Linked DNA regions of Homo sapiens: region 1 is linked to region 2. A link is a loop called in an ENCODE intact Hi-C map of the cell type or tissue named here. Cell type or tissue: ovary. All regions are shown on one strand. Each heading gives the region's core, and the rest is flanking DNA. Links, peaks and the distances in the headings are about the cores only.

Region 1 (7,666 bases), core at 2,395-4,894, 360 kb before region 2:
TGTGGACAGGCCACATTGTGTCTATCCATTCTGATAAACACGTGGGTTGCTCCTACCTTTTGGCTACTGTGAACAATGCTGCCCTGAACCTAGGTGTACAAATACCTGTCTGGGTCTCCGTGTTCTTCCTTTGGGGGTATACCTAGGAGGGGACGAATTCCTAACTTTGAACATGATTAGGCAGGAGCTTGTTACCCCTGGGACACTGCGCAGTGAGCAGGCTCCTGCGGCTCCTCTCCCGTCCATCCCTCCCTGGTCCCAGCCTGGCCTGGGAGATGCACATCCTTCCTCTGAGATACTGTTGTTCTAAGCCCCACCACATTCTACGAAGCTCCATCACACACACATGCTGAAGGCTGAAACTCCAATTCTGCAGGTGCATCAGTTCCAAGAGTAGATGTTCGATGGTGAGGGGCCGATGGGCAGTCTGTAGCTGGGGCCCCGGGGAAAGACCACAGCTGAGCACTCTCGGGGGAGCTGGGCTCCCCCGGGCAGCTGGCAGCTGGGACCTGCCTTCATGTCCAACCACATTTCTGATGGAGCCCAGGGGACTTCCGCCAGTACCTCCCCTCTTCAGAGAGCCCCCGTCCTGTCTGCAGAGCCATCAAGAGGACCCTCGCCGAGGGAAGCTGCCTGCCGCTGGTGATAACCAGAATCGGTCGTGGGGAGGAGGTGGCCATTCCCCCTGAAAGTCCTAATGGTCTCGCAGGGTCGGGCCACGGAACCGTCTCCAACCACTCATCCCCTGTGCAGAGGCCAGAAGGGAGCTTTCGTCATGCTAACTGGGTTTGATTTTTATCTTCCCAGGCACCTCCTCTCACTGGTCTTTCTCATGGCAATCATCACAGTTCATTTAAAAGTATTTCCACCCCATTTGTCTACCGGTGCAAGCAGTCACTCTAGCCAGCTAAATCAGTCCCTTTAAAACTTTATCTTGCTAATTCCAAAGTACTCCATCATCTCCATATCCAGACACTGAGAGGCTCAGCCTGCAGACATCTGCCTAACAGAGCAGCTGGCGGGCTAAACACATAAATTAATGCAAAGTCCTGGTTGGTCAACACCTGGTGCAGCTCTTCCTCCAGGCACTTCTCAGGGACGAAGCTTGCTTTGAGCTGGCCATCCAGCGTCTGTCCCTCCTGGTCCGCTACCGTGAGCTCTTGACTCCACCTGGCTCCACGCCCCCTGCCCCATGTCTTCCCTTAGCCAGGAGCCAGTGTCCTTGGGCAAGCACAGTGCCCATAAGCCGAGCAGACCCCTGGAAACCCACCGCCAATTAGAACTGTTCCTCACTGGAAAGACTGCCTAGACAAACCACCTAAAACCCAGGACGTGAGGACTCCCAGCTCCCCACCCAGACCCCAGCCAGAAGCCACGGCAAGCCGTCAGTGTCGAGCAGAGGGCCCCTGCAGGAAGACTGGGAAGGTCTAAATCTAAGCTCATTAACAGGCCAGAGGGTGAGAGAGAACACAGAGGTGCAAGACAGGGAGGGGATGGAAGCCAGCACGTGGGTCAAAGACGAGGCCATGGGGGAAACACCCGCTCATACGACACAAGCATCCTGCCTGCTGGGCTGGAAATCCCGAAATTTCCCCAGTATTCCTGGAAGCATCAAGGCTCCCACAGAATACAGTGGCACTTCCCATAAGACACTGGACCCAGATACCTCCTGTCTCAAGGAGCCCACCGCCTCCAGGGCCCCACTGAGCGGCCGTTCATGCTGAGAGCTGCGCTGGAGAAGCCTGTGTGAAGGCTGCTGCGGTCACCTGGGAACCCTCAGGAGCCCCAGAGTGTGCACTTTTGTCCATTCCTAAATATTCCTTCCATAGACTTACTGTGAAGATCCAACCAGACCCTCTGAGCTTTGCTAACTTTCAGCTCTGTGCAGTGCACGAAGTGGTTCTGAAAAAGCATCTGCTCCAGTGCCTGGCTGCCTTGGGATCACCTGGGGATTCCTCGTGTATTGGTCAGGTCCCTGCAGGAAACAGAGGGCACCCCAATGGCTAATTTGCAGAGCAGTTAAGAGAGAGTTACTCAGGAAGCTGTGCACAAGGGACAGTGCAGTTCCCAGAGGTTGGAACAGTGGGTGCATTTATCACCCCTGAGTAATCATGCGTTTTATGTTTTCTTTCTTTTTTTTTGAGACAGAGTCTCGCTCTTGTCACCCAGGCTGGAGTGCAGTGGTGCGATCTCAGCTCACTGAAAGCTCAGCCTCCTGGGTTCAAGTGATTCTCCTGCCTCAGCCTCCTGAGTAGCTGGGATTACAGGCACCCACCACACCTGGCTAATTTTTGTATTTTTAGTAGAGATGGGGTTTCGCCATGTTGGCCAGGTTGGTCTTGAACTCCTGACCTCAGGTGATCTACCCGCCTCGGCCTCCCAAAGTGCTCGGATTACGGGTGTGAGCCACTGTGCCTTGGCCTGCTTTTTATATTTTCTGATGCTGTGAAACATCTCTGGGCCTTGCTGGCCAGGGAGAGACTCCCTTCCTGGGGCTAGCTAACTCCTAGAGATAGCAAGCACCTTGCCTTTGGACCTGCCTCTCCCTATCAAACCAACCAAGCCAAAGCTGTGCCCCAACCACCCGCTTTATGTAACTCTCACACCCCTGCCCTCATCACCCATGGGCCAGGTATGTGACAGCTAGAGACCAGCCCTGTAGCCCAGAGCCCACTGGAATTATTTGAACTGGCCAATCCGAACCCTGCTCAGCTTGCCTCGCCCCTCCCTTCCCACAGTCCATGCCCCAGCTCCTTCCACCCCCTGACTGACTCCGGTGCTTCCCCATATGGTCCTGTTGTGCTGTCGAATCGTCAGTAAGAAACTCTTCTTTCAAGCAGTTGTCTCCATGGTTGTCATCTTAATCCATGGCTGATTAAAATCCTGGGTGCAGGCCGGGCCTGGTGGCTCACACCTCTAATCCCGGTGCTGTGGGAGCTCAAGGAGGGAGGATGGCTTGACCTGGGGAGGTCGAGGCTGCAGTGAGCTATGATCATGCCAGGGCAACAGCGTGAGACCCTGTCTTAAATAAAAATCCTGGGTATTGTTTAAAACAACCCCAAGGACTGCAGGCGCTGAAGAGAGGAAGCTGCATGGAAAAGCTGTGGGAAAGGGGCTTGAAGGAACATCCCTTTGCTGATCCATCCTGACTCTCAGTCGAATCAACTGAGACCCAATGGGGAGCCACAGTCTATCCCAATGTGCACTTTTGTCCCAATGGGGAGTCAGCCTCCTGGGGCCCAGAGCAGGTGGATAAGGGTGTGGGGCGCACCTGGAGGAGCAAGTGAGGTGCCAGCATGCTTTGGTTCTACTCCAAGAAAGTCTGATTCCGGAGTTCTTGGATGGGGCCCAGTAATTTTTCTTAAATGCTTCCCAGCTATTTCTGATGCACAGTCAGATATGGCTTATACATTATGAAAGGTAAGGCACTGTCAATATTAATAATATTAGCAACGGCTGCAGCAGCATCCATGGGTGCCAGGTGCTTATAATGCATCAGTCCTAATTTCCACCCCTTAAAGGTAAGTGTTAGTATTCCCATTTTGTAGATGGGAAATGTGAGGCTCTGGCTGCTTAAGTGACTTGCCCAGCATCGCACAGCTTGTCAGTGGAAGAGCTGGGATTTTTATCCAAAAGCCAGTGAACAGTCAGCCCTCCATATCCATGGATTCCACATCCACGGTCTCAACCAACCGCAGATTGAAAATATTTTTAAAAAATACACAGGCAGGACACAGTGGCTCATGTCTGTAATCCCAACACTTTGGGAGGCTGAGGCAGAAGGGTTGCTTGAGCCTGGGAGTTCAAGACCAGCCTGGACAACAGAGTGAGACTCTATCTCTACAAAAATTAAAAAATTAGCGGATGTGGTCACACGCACCTGTGATCCGAACTACTCAGGAAGCTGAGGCGAGAGGATCGCTTGAGCCCAGGAGGTCAAGGCTGCAGTGAGCTGTGACTGTGCCACTGCACTCCAGCCTGGGTGACAGAGCAAGACTCTCTTCGCCATCCCCCCAAAAAAAATCATAATAAAAATCACAACACAACAAAAAATCATACAAATAAAAATACAGTAGAACAATATTTACATAGCTTTCACACTGTATCAGGTATTATAAGTAATCTAGAGACTTAAAGTATGAGGGAGGATGTACTTAGGTTAAATGCAAGTACACGCCATTTGACTTTATTTTTGTAGAGACGGTCTCACTCTGTCACCCAGGCTGGAGTGCAGTGGCACAATCACAGCTCACTGCAGCTTTGACCTCCCAGGCCCAAATGACCCTCCTACCTCAGCCTCCAGAGTAGCTGGGACTACAGGCATGAGCCACTACATCCGGCTAATTTTTTTTTTTTTTTTTTTTTTTGGTATTTTTTGTGAAGATGGGGTTTTGCCATGTTGCCCAGGCTGGTCTTGAACTCCTGGGCTCAAGCAAACCACCCACTTCAGCCTCCCTGAGTGCTGGGATTATACTATGCCATTTTATATGAGGGATTTGAGCATCTCTGGATTTGGGTACCTATGAGGGATCCTGGAACCAATGCCCTGAAGATACCAAGGGACGACTGACTATACTGTTTCTACTCTTCCAACATTCACCTATGATCAGCCTTACCCTAGCGAAACCCCTGCACTCCCAAAACCTCACTGAGTGGGCCTCTCATGAACGCTGACACTGTCATCCAGCACCCCTATGGGGTTTTATTTATGGTTGCTTTAAAAAGAAGCACTTTGAAAGCTTCGAAAGAAAGATGCTGAACAACCAGACCAGATTATGAATTTTGTGTTCAAATGAGTTAATTTCCCTTAATAGGGGTCAAATCATTTTTATTTCCCTGCAACCTAAAGAAACTGTGCTGAGCTTTAATGTAGACACACTTTACCCACCTCACCCCCGGCCACAGGAAAGCTGACGTCATCAAGAGAACTGAGGGTGTTCGCAGCAAGGAACACGGAGTTACTCTGAAACATTCTCCAGAGCAAGAGTTCTTAACCTGGGCTACAGGAAATCTTCACAACCCTTAAATTACACGTGTGACTTCCCATCAATGCGCAGCTCTGTCCAAGTCCTTGGCTTTCATCAGACTCTCAAAGGAGCCTCAGAAAGCCAGAATTTTGTCTCAGTTTCTCTCATCATTGATTTTAAGGGTTATCCCGCCTAGTTCTTCTTTCCTTGTTTTCAGTGAAACTGTGACCTGCTCCAAAAACACGCAGTCAGTGAAATTTAGTTCCCAAATATTTTATGATAATATAGCAGTGGGCTACATATAAAATAAATGGTAAAAGGTCCTATTCCTTGGTCTTACTCATAACTAAATAATTAACTTACTGGATTTCATTTTTGAGGTTTTTATTGAAAATATTTCTTCCTAAAACACAGTATCTTCTCTCTCCTTGTGAGATGTCAAAAAAAAAAATTTGTATTGAAACAAATCAGTGAATTTGTCGTATTTCTTTCTTAACCTTTCTAACTGTAGAGGAACATGGCATACAGAGGACTTATCTTTGAACACGTTTTTACTAAATAAATATTCATCGATTCACTCAGTACATTTTTATTGAGTCCTTTTTTCCAGGCACCAGTTTAGGTACAGGGGATTCCAAAGCAAACAAAAGAAAATCAATTGCTCCCAAGAAGCTTGCATTCCAGCAGGGAACACAGATTATAAACCATAAACTAGACAGAACAGGAGGCGGGGAGCGGATAGTAATAAGCACTGTATTAGTTTTCTGGCTTAAAGCGACAGAAATTTACTGTCTCATTGTTCTGGAGGACAGAAGTCCAAAATCAAAGTGTGGGCAGGGCCCCACTCCCTCTGAAGGCTTAGGGGAGAGTCCCTCCTTGCCCCTCCTACATTCCTGTGGCTGCCAGCAATCCCTGCCATTCCTTGGCTTTGTAGATCCATCACTGCAATTTCTGCCTTCACAGTCACATGGCAGCATTCTTCCTGTGTATCTGTCTCTGCGTCTAAATTTCCCTTGTGTTAAATGGACAGCAATCATTGGATTAGGGCCCACCCTAATCCAGTACAACCTCATCTTACCTTGATTACCTCTGCAAAGACATTCTTTCCAAATAAGGTCATATTCACATGCAATGGAGGTTAGGACTTTAACATATCTTTTGGGATATGTTAAATTTAACACATAACATGTGTTTTGAAAACAAAATTAAGTGGCCATATGGGAGACAGAGAGTGATGGGTGCTGGCATGTCCAGGAGGGCCTCTTGGAAAAGATGCCATTGAAGCAGAAACCAAAATGAAGTGAAGGAATGAGCCATGGGGACATTTGGTGAAGGGGGTACAGGCAGAGACCCCGAGGCAGAGGTGCTGAGCCCCTGTGCCTATACTCCTGACTCTCAGAAACTACAAGATAATAAATGCTTGCTTTGTAAGCCATTATGTTTTACAGTAATTTGTTTGCGGCAATATAAAATGTATGCGATTACCCAATAGTGGCCTTGCCTGTTGTGTTAGTTTTCGGTTGCTGCATAACAAATTGCCATAAACTCAGCAGCTTAAAGCTTAACTCACAGTTTCTATAGGTCACAAGTCTATGCTCAGGGTCACACGAGGCTGAGATCTTGGTGCTGGCAGGGCTGTGCTCCTTGTTGGAGCTCAGAGGCCTCTTTCAAGCTTTTGTGGCTGTTGGTAGAATTCAGTTCCTTGCAGTTGTTGGACATATGCCCCCTTTTCTTGCTTGTTGGCTGGGGGCCACTCATACCTCCTGGAGGCTGCCCACAGCTCCTGGCTGGGAGGACCCCTGCGAAGGCCTCTAATTCTTCGAATTCCTTGGACATCGTCTATCTCTGATCTTTAGACCCAGAATCAAAGGACTCATGTGATTAGGTCAGGCCCACTCAGAATAATCCCCCTTTCGGCAAACTTGAAGTCAACTGATTAGTAAACTTAATTACAATTGGTGTGGACACAACAGTGACTCCATCTTGGACGCTAATCTGCCATGTTGAATTCTGATTAGCCCTAGTCCTGTGAATGTCCCCTGATTTCTACTTTGTTTACTGTCCCTAGTGTAAGAACATGTCAACCTTGATGCTACTCCACAAATAATAGGCGTCATAATAGGAAATGGCGCATACAGCATGCCTGCCGTTCTGTAGGGCTGCCTCCCACTGTCTCCCTGGAGCACATACCCCTTTCCCAGCGGTATAAGAGCCCTTGGTCTGTTGAGTAACAGAGTGGAGATCTACCTGTCCTGCAGCCACCCAAGACCACGCTTCTGTCTGTAAGTTCCCCAATAAATCAACCTTTACTGACAATCTGGATTTGTGTGCCTCTTCTTTGGTTTTTTGGCTCCTTTGGTATTTGGGGGCCGCTTTGCCCTTTCACTGAACAAATGGCAAATTCCCTTATCTATATAATGTAACATAATCATGAGAGTAATACCGCATCATATCCACGGACCTGCCTACACTTAAGGGAAGAGAATACAAAGCGTGTGCGCTGGGGGCAGGAATCTCGGGGCTGTCTTAGATTCTGCCTGCCGTGCTCCTCTTCCACTGTGGCGCTGTAACCAGCAGCATTCTGTGAACTCCACAAGGGCCCTGGATGTGCGTGGTGTGTGCCTGTCAACAACATGGGCGGGGCCACTTTGGCCAGATCAGAGACAGTGCCAGGGCCCACTGGCTCTGTGCCAGCCACC
Region 2 (7,666 bases), core at 1,926-4,425:
TGTGCTAGCATCCATCTCGTCCCAACTCATCAGTGACATCAGCTTGGTAGCTTGAATCTGGCCATGATATCCTTACCTACAACACAGAAATGTGCAAATACTACAAGCCAAGTTTTGTGTTTTTCAGTGAGTCAGTTGTTAAGCATTTACCAGCACACCACTGGATTTGGACAACCCGGGCACGATCCCTGCTCTCTTGTAGTCACCAAAAATGCAAGATGCTATGGGACTAGTTAGCAAGACTATGGGATCAGGAAAGAACTACCGGAGAATATGTTACTTAAGTAGAGTCCCAGTGAATGAGTCAAGGTTAAACAGGTGGGCAATGAGGATAAAGAAGTTGTTTTACCAAGCAAGGGGAAAACAGACTGCAGGATGGAGCCTCATCCCAGAGATTCAAAGCCCAGGGTGCTAGTGACGGAGTACAAAGAGATAAGGCTGAAAAGATGCAAGACAAATCTTACATATTTTAAGAAAAGGCACTCAGCCGGGCACGGTGGCTCACGCCTGTAATCCCAGGACTTTGGGAGGTCAAGGCGGGTGGATCACGAGGTCAGGAGATTGAGACCATCCTGGCTAACACGGTGAAACCCCATCTCTGCTAAAAACACAAAAAATTAGCCAGGCATGGTGGCGGGTGCCTGTAGTCCAGCTACGGGAGGCTGAGGCAAGAGAATGGCATGAACCTGGGAGGTGGAGCTTGCAGTGAGCCGAGATCGCGCCACTGCACTCCAGCCTGAGCAACAGAGTGAGACTCTGTCTCAAAAAAAAAAAAAAAAGACAAGACACTCGTATTCATGACTGTATTAAAAACACTGGGAAGCTACTGAAGATTTTTAATCATGGGGTTAGAAGGAAGAGAGATGAGAACTCTCTTGACACTTGACTGAACTGGAAAAGGAACCAAAAGATTGTCCAAGAAAAGACAGACAAAAATGACCACCAGGCTTCCCTGGCAACGTAGCTAGAAGCAAAATCTTTCTGAGCATGCAGCCGTATTGTATTTTTATTTAATGATCGCTTAAATGCTCGACTCCACTAATATAAACATTATTAAGCATATACAAAAGAATAGGGAATTTTAAAAAGTGAGATAAAATACAGTTATGTAAAGTTCTGATCTCTATTTCCACACTTCCATGGTTCTGCAGCCAACTTCACAGGCCACTGCTGAAGCCAGCTTTGGAAGATGAAACATAGGATGCACAGGCAATGGGACTTGGTGAGGACTGCATGGAGCTGGGGCCAGATGCCACTGTCAGGGAAGATCTAGCTCATGCCAAGAAATCCAAACTAGCATAAACCTCTTCAAAACCTGGCACCATGGCTGTAACCAAACTCCCCCCAGCTTGCCTACTGACTGCATCACAACAGTGGGGCAGTATTTCCTGGTACTCAGTTTCACCCGAGGCAAACAGAAAATGTTAAACAGGAAATGCTAATGTGTGTGTGTGCGCCTGCCTGTATGGGTGTGCGTGTACATGTGAGTGTGTATGTGCACACACGAGTGTGCATGTGAGTACATGTCTATGTGTGCATGTGAATGTATGTGTATCTTGAGTATATGAGCATGTTAGTATCTGTGTGCACATAAGTGTACATGTGTATGTATATAAGTGTGTGCGTGTGTGTTTGCACTCACTAGTCTGGGGGCTGGTTTGTGAGAGTGGGGCGAGGAGCTGCTGGTGTCACACAAGGCTTGCGATAACAGAAAACATTTTTTCTTCCCAGTAAAAACAAATCCCAGCCTTCTAGCGGTGACTCGCACCCTCTCAATCTCACTCTCCACCTGCTCCTTGTTCCCCCATCTGCCCCTCCTCTCTCCTTCAGAATGTTTTCTGCAGTGCTTTTTCTCATCTTAGCTTGCTCTCTCCTTCGTTCAGCCTTCTAATCATCTTGTCCATTCTTCCTGTTTCTCACTCCTGTTTCTGTCCCGTCATCACTCTCCTGGGAATTTTTGCTAAACGGCAGAGGAAGGCTGAGAGTGTTTAACACAGAAATTCTTTATTTCTCCTGCACGTCCTCATTACAGAAGCATCTACAATAATGTCCACTTGCACACACAGCTCCTGACCCTCCACGGGGGGCTGGTATTGCGGATGGGGTGTGGAGGCAGCAGAGGAACATTGGGAAACGTCTATGGATCCAGGCTCAGCTCAGAGGCTGAGTTCAAAACTTGGCACCATGGCTGTGACCACATTTCCCCTAGTCTGCCTACTGACGGCATCACAATGGTGGAACAGTGTCTTCTGGCCCTCGTTTCACCAGGGGCAAACAGAAAACGTTAAAAAGGAAATGTTAATGTGTGTGAGTGTGTGTGTGCCTGTATCGGTGTGCAAGTACTTGTATGCATATGCACACACAAGTGTGCAATGTGTGTACACATGTGAATGTCTATCTTGAGTATATGAGCATGTATTTATATGTGCACATGAACATGTGTGCACATGAATGTAATGTGTGTGTATATGTGTGTGTGCATGTGTGTTTGGACTCACCAGTCTGGGTGCTGTGGTTTGTGAGAGTGGAGCAAGGAGGAGCTGCTGGTGTCACACAAGGCTTGTGATAACAAAGAACCTATTTTCTTCTCAGTAAAAACAAATCCCAGCCTTCCAGAGGTGACTCGCACCCTCTCAATCTCTCTCTCCACCAGCTCCAAAGTAAGAGGCTGATTATTTTGAAAATATAACACAGTGACGAGTAGCTTTTAACTCGGTTTTGGTTTGTTAAGGCCATTCCTTGGGATAAAGGAAACAAGAGGAGGAGGTTGAGAAACAAGCATAAAAACAAGAAATATAAGCAGCAGTATAAGAAAATGAAGAACACGATGATGATGATGATAAGATTAGACTGAAAGAAAGGTAAAAGACCAGGTGCAAGAATTAGAAGGCCTGTTATGATACCTTTTTTCCCCTCCCCGATTCATGAAATTAAAAAAATCGAAGACTATCAGAACAAAAAACAAGAAAAAAGTAACAAAATTTAGGGGTTGACTATTTGTGTAAGAATGAGGCAATGCTGCCACTCACAGCTGGCTCAGATGCCAGCAGGAGGAGGGCACCCTCCAGAGACTGCAGGAGAAAAGAGAGGACTCCTCCTTGCCCTGGCTACGCCTCCGTCTGTCACCGAGGGCTGCGGTACAGAACCGGCAGCTTCCTACCCATGCCAGGCCAGGCTAGGCCCCAAAGTGCTCCTACTCCCCCTTCCCAGGCCCCAGATTTGCTGCTGCTGCCACCATTAGCACCGACGCCAACGCAACCAGCAGTGCTGTCACCTTCCATCCACCGGCCCACCCTACAAGGCTCCTACCACCTGGCCAACACGGGCGCCCTCCTACCACTCCTGCCGAGCTGCAGTCTCCATTGCTGTCGCCACAACCGCAGGAGGCGAGCCACAGAGCTGTGCCATCTGCAAACTCCAGGCTCCAGCTCACCATAGGTAACTCCTCCTTCACCTCCTCCTCCAGCCTGGCTTGGAGCACCTGGGTGGGCAAAGCCAAAAAACCCCAAAACAGGATGCAGAAAGTGGCAGCGTTAGAGCCGCACCTAGTCATGCTGGCCACTGGGTGGCAAGGGCTGGTTTCAGCGAAGGCACTCACACCCACCCTCTGAAGTCCAACCTCTCCTCCTGGCCCAAGCTGGCCTCCTGACCTGGGATGGGGACTGGAGACACCACAGTGCCCGGCGCTCCTTGGGGAGTAGGAACAGCAGAAACTCCGACCCAGCCAGTCCTCCCCACCCAAGTACCGGTTCTCACTCCTGACTCCACCACCCACAGGGCCCTGAGCCCCTGTGGTGCCCACTATTCCATGCCCAGGGGTCCCAGATGGTCTCCGCAACACGAACAAAAGGGCGAGGGCTGGGGAACCACAGTGGGTGTGGGGACCCTGCTGTGCTCAGAGAATTGCTGCGAAAACTCTGTGCGCCTGCCACGCTCCAACACGAGCAGGAGAATTTCACCCTCTACAGCCTTGACTCTAGGAAGAGAAGGGCCCCTTCCTCGGAGGCCACTGCTGTACCGGCCACCTCCACAACCCACTGCCGGCAGCAGCAGTGCAGCGCCTCCAATACCGCCCCAACCTGGCCCCTAGTGCCAGCAGCGTAGCCCTCAGACTGCACCCATGACATACCCAGAGCCAGCTGTTGGCAATGTAACCCTGATAGCACCCCCAAACCACCCCTCTGCCGCTGGCAGCGCTGGCAGTGTAGCACCCGATAGTGTCCACAACCCATCCCTGCCACAGGCATTGCAGCACCCAATAGCGCCCCCAACCTGCTCTTTCCCCTCTTCCCCCACCCCCGGGCAGCACAGCCCCAGATAGTGCCCCCAACCTGCTCCCATCACAGGCAGTGAACGCCCGGGATAGTGCACCCAATCAACCACCCCCCCACCTCCCCCCCCTCCCCCAGCAGTGCAGCACCTGACAGCTCCCCTAAACAGCCCCCAACTGTTGGCTGGCATTGTTGCTGGGATTGTAACCTGGGATAGCTTACCCAACCGGCCCTCTGCCTTGGGCAGTGCAGCAGCTGATAGCTCCCCTAACCCACCCTCCCCGCCGCCGGCAGTGCACAATAGCTCACACAACCTGCCTCCAACCCCCCCCTCACCCCACCTTGGGCAGTGCAGGCCCAGATAGCGCAGCCAACCCCTCCCACCACCCACCGCCAGCACCGCAAAGCTGGATAGCACTCCACCACCAGTCCCCCACGGCAGGCAGTGCAGACCCAACAGCACACCAAATCTGCCTCCCCAGGCAGGCAGTGCAGCCACAGACAGCGAACCTACCCCACCACCTTTCTACCACTGTAACTGAGCTTCAGTCTCCCATCACCACCACCAACCGCAGCCAGGCAGGCCTCAGTGGCAAACGCTCCAGCCTCCAGCATGCACAAGTGGTCCCCGCTTCTCGTCCTCTAGCCGGTCAGGAGCAGCTCTTCCTGCCGGCCATCCTTCTACCGCTCCGGCCGCCCTCCTACACTCTGCCGCACACTGCATTCTCCCTCACCACCACCAACTGCAGGGAGGCGAGCCGCGGTGCTGCAAGGCTCCAGCCTCCGGCGTGCAGCACGTGGCTGAGCTCCCCTTCTCCAGGTCCTCCAAGCGGGAAACAAAGTAGCTCTGCTAACTGATACACAACAGCCTAAAATGACGGGAGGCCTCCTCAGCATGCACATGGGCTTATGAGAATGGTTTCTAGACTACATATTCTGATTGGATGAGAGAAAACCTCTGGGCCTTCTCTGATTGGACTTTATTTTCACACTCTGATTGGTTGTCCTGAGACTTGCTCTCATCCAATCAGAACATGATAATAAAGTCCAATCAGAGTAGGCCTCTGGTTTTTCTCATATCCAATCAGAACATGTAGTCCAGGAACCTCATATGCATAACCTCTGTGTATAAATAGTGCTGAAGGGGAGTCAGGCCATTCCAGGCTGTGTCTGCTCAGCGAGCTTCTCTGTGCCCAGCTTAGAGGACCAGGACCAGGGATAGCCACCACCGCATGCTTGAGGCTTATAGCTTTTGGCACCGCGGCTCGCTTCGCTGTGGTTGATGGCGGCAGAGACTGCAGTGAAGCTGGAGCGGTAGGAAGGGGAAAATAGTTTTGGGATAGATGGAGGGGTACAGAGAGTGCTTAGTGCCAAAGGGAAAAGAGGATGGCGAGCAGGAGAAGGCATTGCAAAAAGACGGTCAGGAAAAATGGTGGGAAAAACAATTGGGGGGGGGGTACGTGGAGGGGGAAAAACGGGTGGTGAACAAGAGGGAGAGAAGGTTTTGCAGAAAGACAGTGGGGAAAACGTTTTTGGGTAGATGGAAAAAGAGTGATGAGAGAGTAATGGGGGGTGAGCGGGAGGGAGAGAAGGTTTGCAAAAAATACGGTTTTTCTCAAATGCTTTATTTCTGTTGAGATGCTCATATATTTGTTTTTTATTCTATTAATGAGGTGTTTGCATCCATTGATTTTTCAAATATTAATGGTGCATTCCTGGGGTAAAACACATTTGCATGTAGTGCATTATCTATATGTTGCTGGAGTTCATTTGGCAGTGTTTTGTTGAATATGTTTGATTTTATAAAACAATGAAAGATACTGGTCTACATTGTTTTGTGATATTGTTTTGGTGTCAGAGTAATCCTGGCTTTATAAAATGAATTGGGAGGTGTTCTCTCCCCTTTTATTTTCTGCAACAGTTGGTGAACAATTGATATTAATTTCTCAGAGTGTTTGATAGAATTCACCTGGGAAGCTCCCTGAGATAGGATTTTTATTGTAAGTTTTTAAAATTACTATCTGATCTTTTAACCTTCTGTAGATCTATTTATATTTTCTATTTCTCTTTTACTCTATTTTAGTTTGTCTCTTTCTAGGACTTCATCCATTCTATCTAGGCTATCTTAATTTTTTTGGCATAAGATTTTCATTGCATTCTCTTTTAATCATTTTTGTTTTGTAATACTGGCAGTGATGGTGTTCTTTTTTATTGATGATTTTAGTAATTTGATTCTCTTCTTTTTTTTTCTTGTTTAGCCTAAATAAACATTTGCCAATTTTGTTATCTTTCCAAACATTTAATTTTGGTTTATTGATGTTCTTTGTTGTTTCATATTCCCTATCTTTCTGTTGGCTTAACTCTTGTGAAATGTTTCTCTTTGTCTTTAGGAAGATTGTATTTGGTTAATAAAATTTAAGTTGATTTTGGAGTATCAACTTTTATGTGAAAGTAGAAGCATGAATTGGGAAATAATGGGTTCTCAAGTATTTTTTTGGTGGTGGCGGGGGTGGGTGGGGGAACAAAATGAGTATCCATGTAGTCCTTGGTTCCCCAAATCATTGAGCTAACTTGGTCAAAATAAGTAGCCTCTCATTCCTTATCTCAAGAGGGTGGTCTTGCCTTGCTTGGAGACATTATAGTGAATTCACTTGATGTAGTTTCTTTTAATCATATCAATTTACTTCATGTCCCATTTTCTTTTCTTTTTTTTTTGAGACGGAGTCTCACTCTGTCGCCCAGGCTAGAGTGCAGTAGCGCTTGGCTCACTGCAATCTCTGCCTCCTGGGTTCAAGTGATTCTCCTGCCTCAGCCTCCCGAGTAGCTGGGATTACAGGCACCCGCCACCATGCCCGGCTAATTTTTGTATTTTTAGTAGAGACAGGATTTCACCATCTTGGCCAGGCTGGTCCTGAACTCCTGACATCATGATCCACCCGCCTCAGCCTCCCAAAGTGCTGGGATTACAGGCGTGACCCATGGCGCCCAGCCCATGTCCCATTTTCAACCAGTTATTGTACCTGGAATGATTGCTAGAATCACATTCCATCTCGCACAGGTAAATAAGTGAATTCTGTCATTTAATATCTAAATTATATATGTTTATTTACATATACATATATTTTACTTGTAATTCAATGAAGGTAAAGCTTTGTTATGCTCTGTGTAAAATATGCTGTCTATATTCTCATGATAGTAAAGAATAAATTGAGTAATTGAATGTATTTGAATTTTACATATATTCTCCATTGAGTAAGAGAAATAAAATCTTAGTACTTGATTTAGTAAATTCCTACATTAAATTCCTAATTTAAATTAAGATGTTTCTTAGCAGAAACAAAGTTTATCTTAACGGGATGATAATTCACTAGTTTACCTCTGACGAGCATCGGCTA

Evidence for each region. A loop is a pair of places that touch in the nucleus more often than their neighbours do. Peaks named below come from ENCODE experiments on the same cell type or tissue, not always from the same donor. Only the 100,000 strongest peaks of a DNase experiment are listed, where the experiment ranks them.
Region 1: it touches region 2 in a loop (10-fold over the local background); 2 of 110 quality-filtered maps call a loop at or near these places.

The regions. Positions count from the first base shown.
Region 1 is chr5:178,469,118-178,476,783 of GRCh38, forward strand. The region is part of intron 2 of COL23A1 (collagen type XXIII alpha 1 chain); the gene reads right to left. It overlaps LOC124901148 (a long non-coding RNA gene), which reads right to left and starts at 3,723. Exons shown (of 2, transcript XR_007059080.1): 1 at 1-3,723. RefSeq lists a silencer at 194-345. In ovary, for the core only: no CTCF peak of the experiment used is centred there; no DNase peak of the experiment used is centred there.
Region 2 is chr5:178,827,686-178,835,351 of GRCh38, forward strand. No RefSeq gene overlaps it. Among named protein-coding and RNA genes, the nearest start is that of ZNF354B, 28 kb to the right of the region's middle. RefSeq lists an enhancer at 3,740-4,363 and a cis regulatory region at 4,259-4,428. In ovary, for the core only: no CTCF peak of the experiment used is centred there; a DNase peak (open chromatin) is centred at 3,265.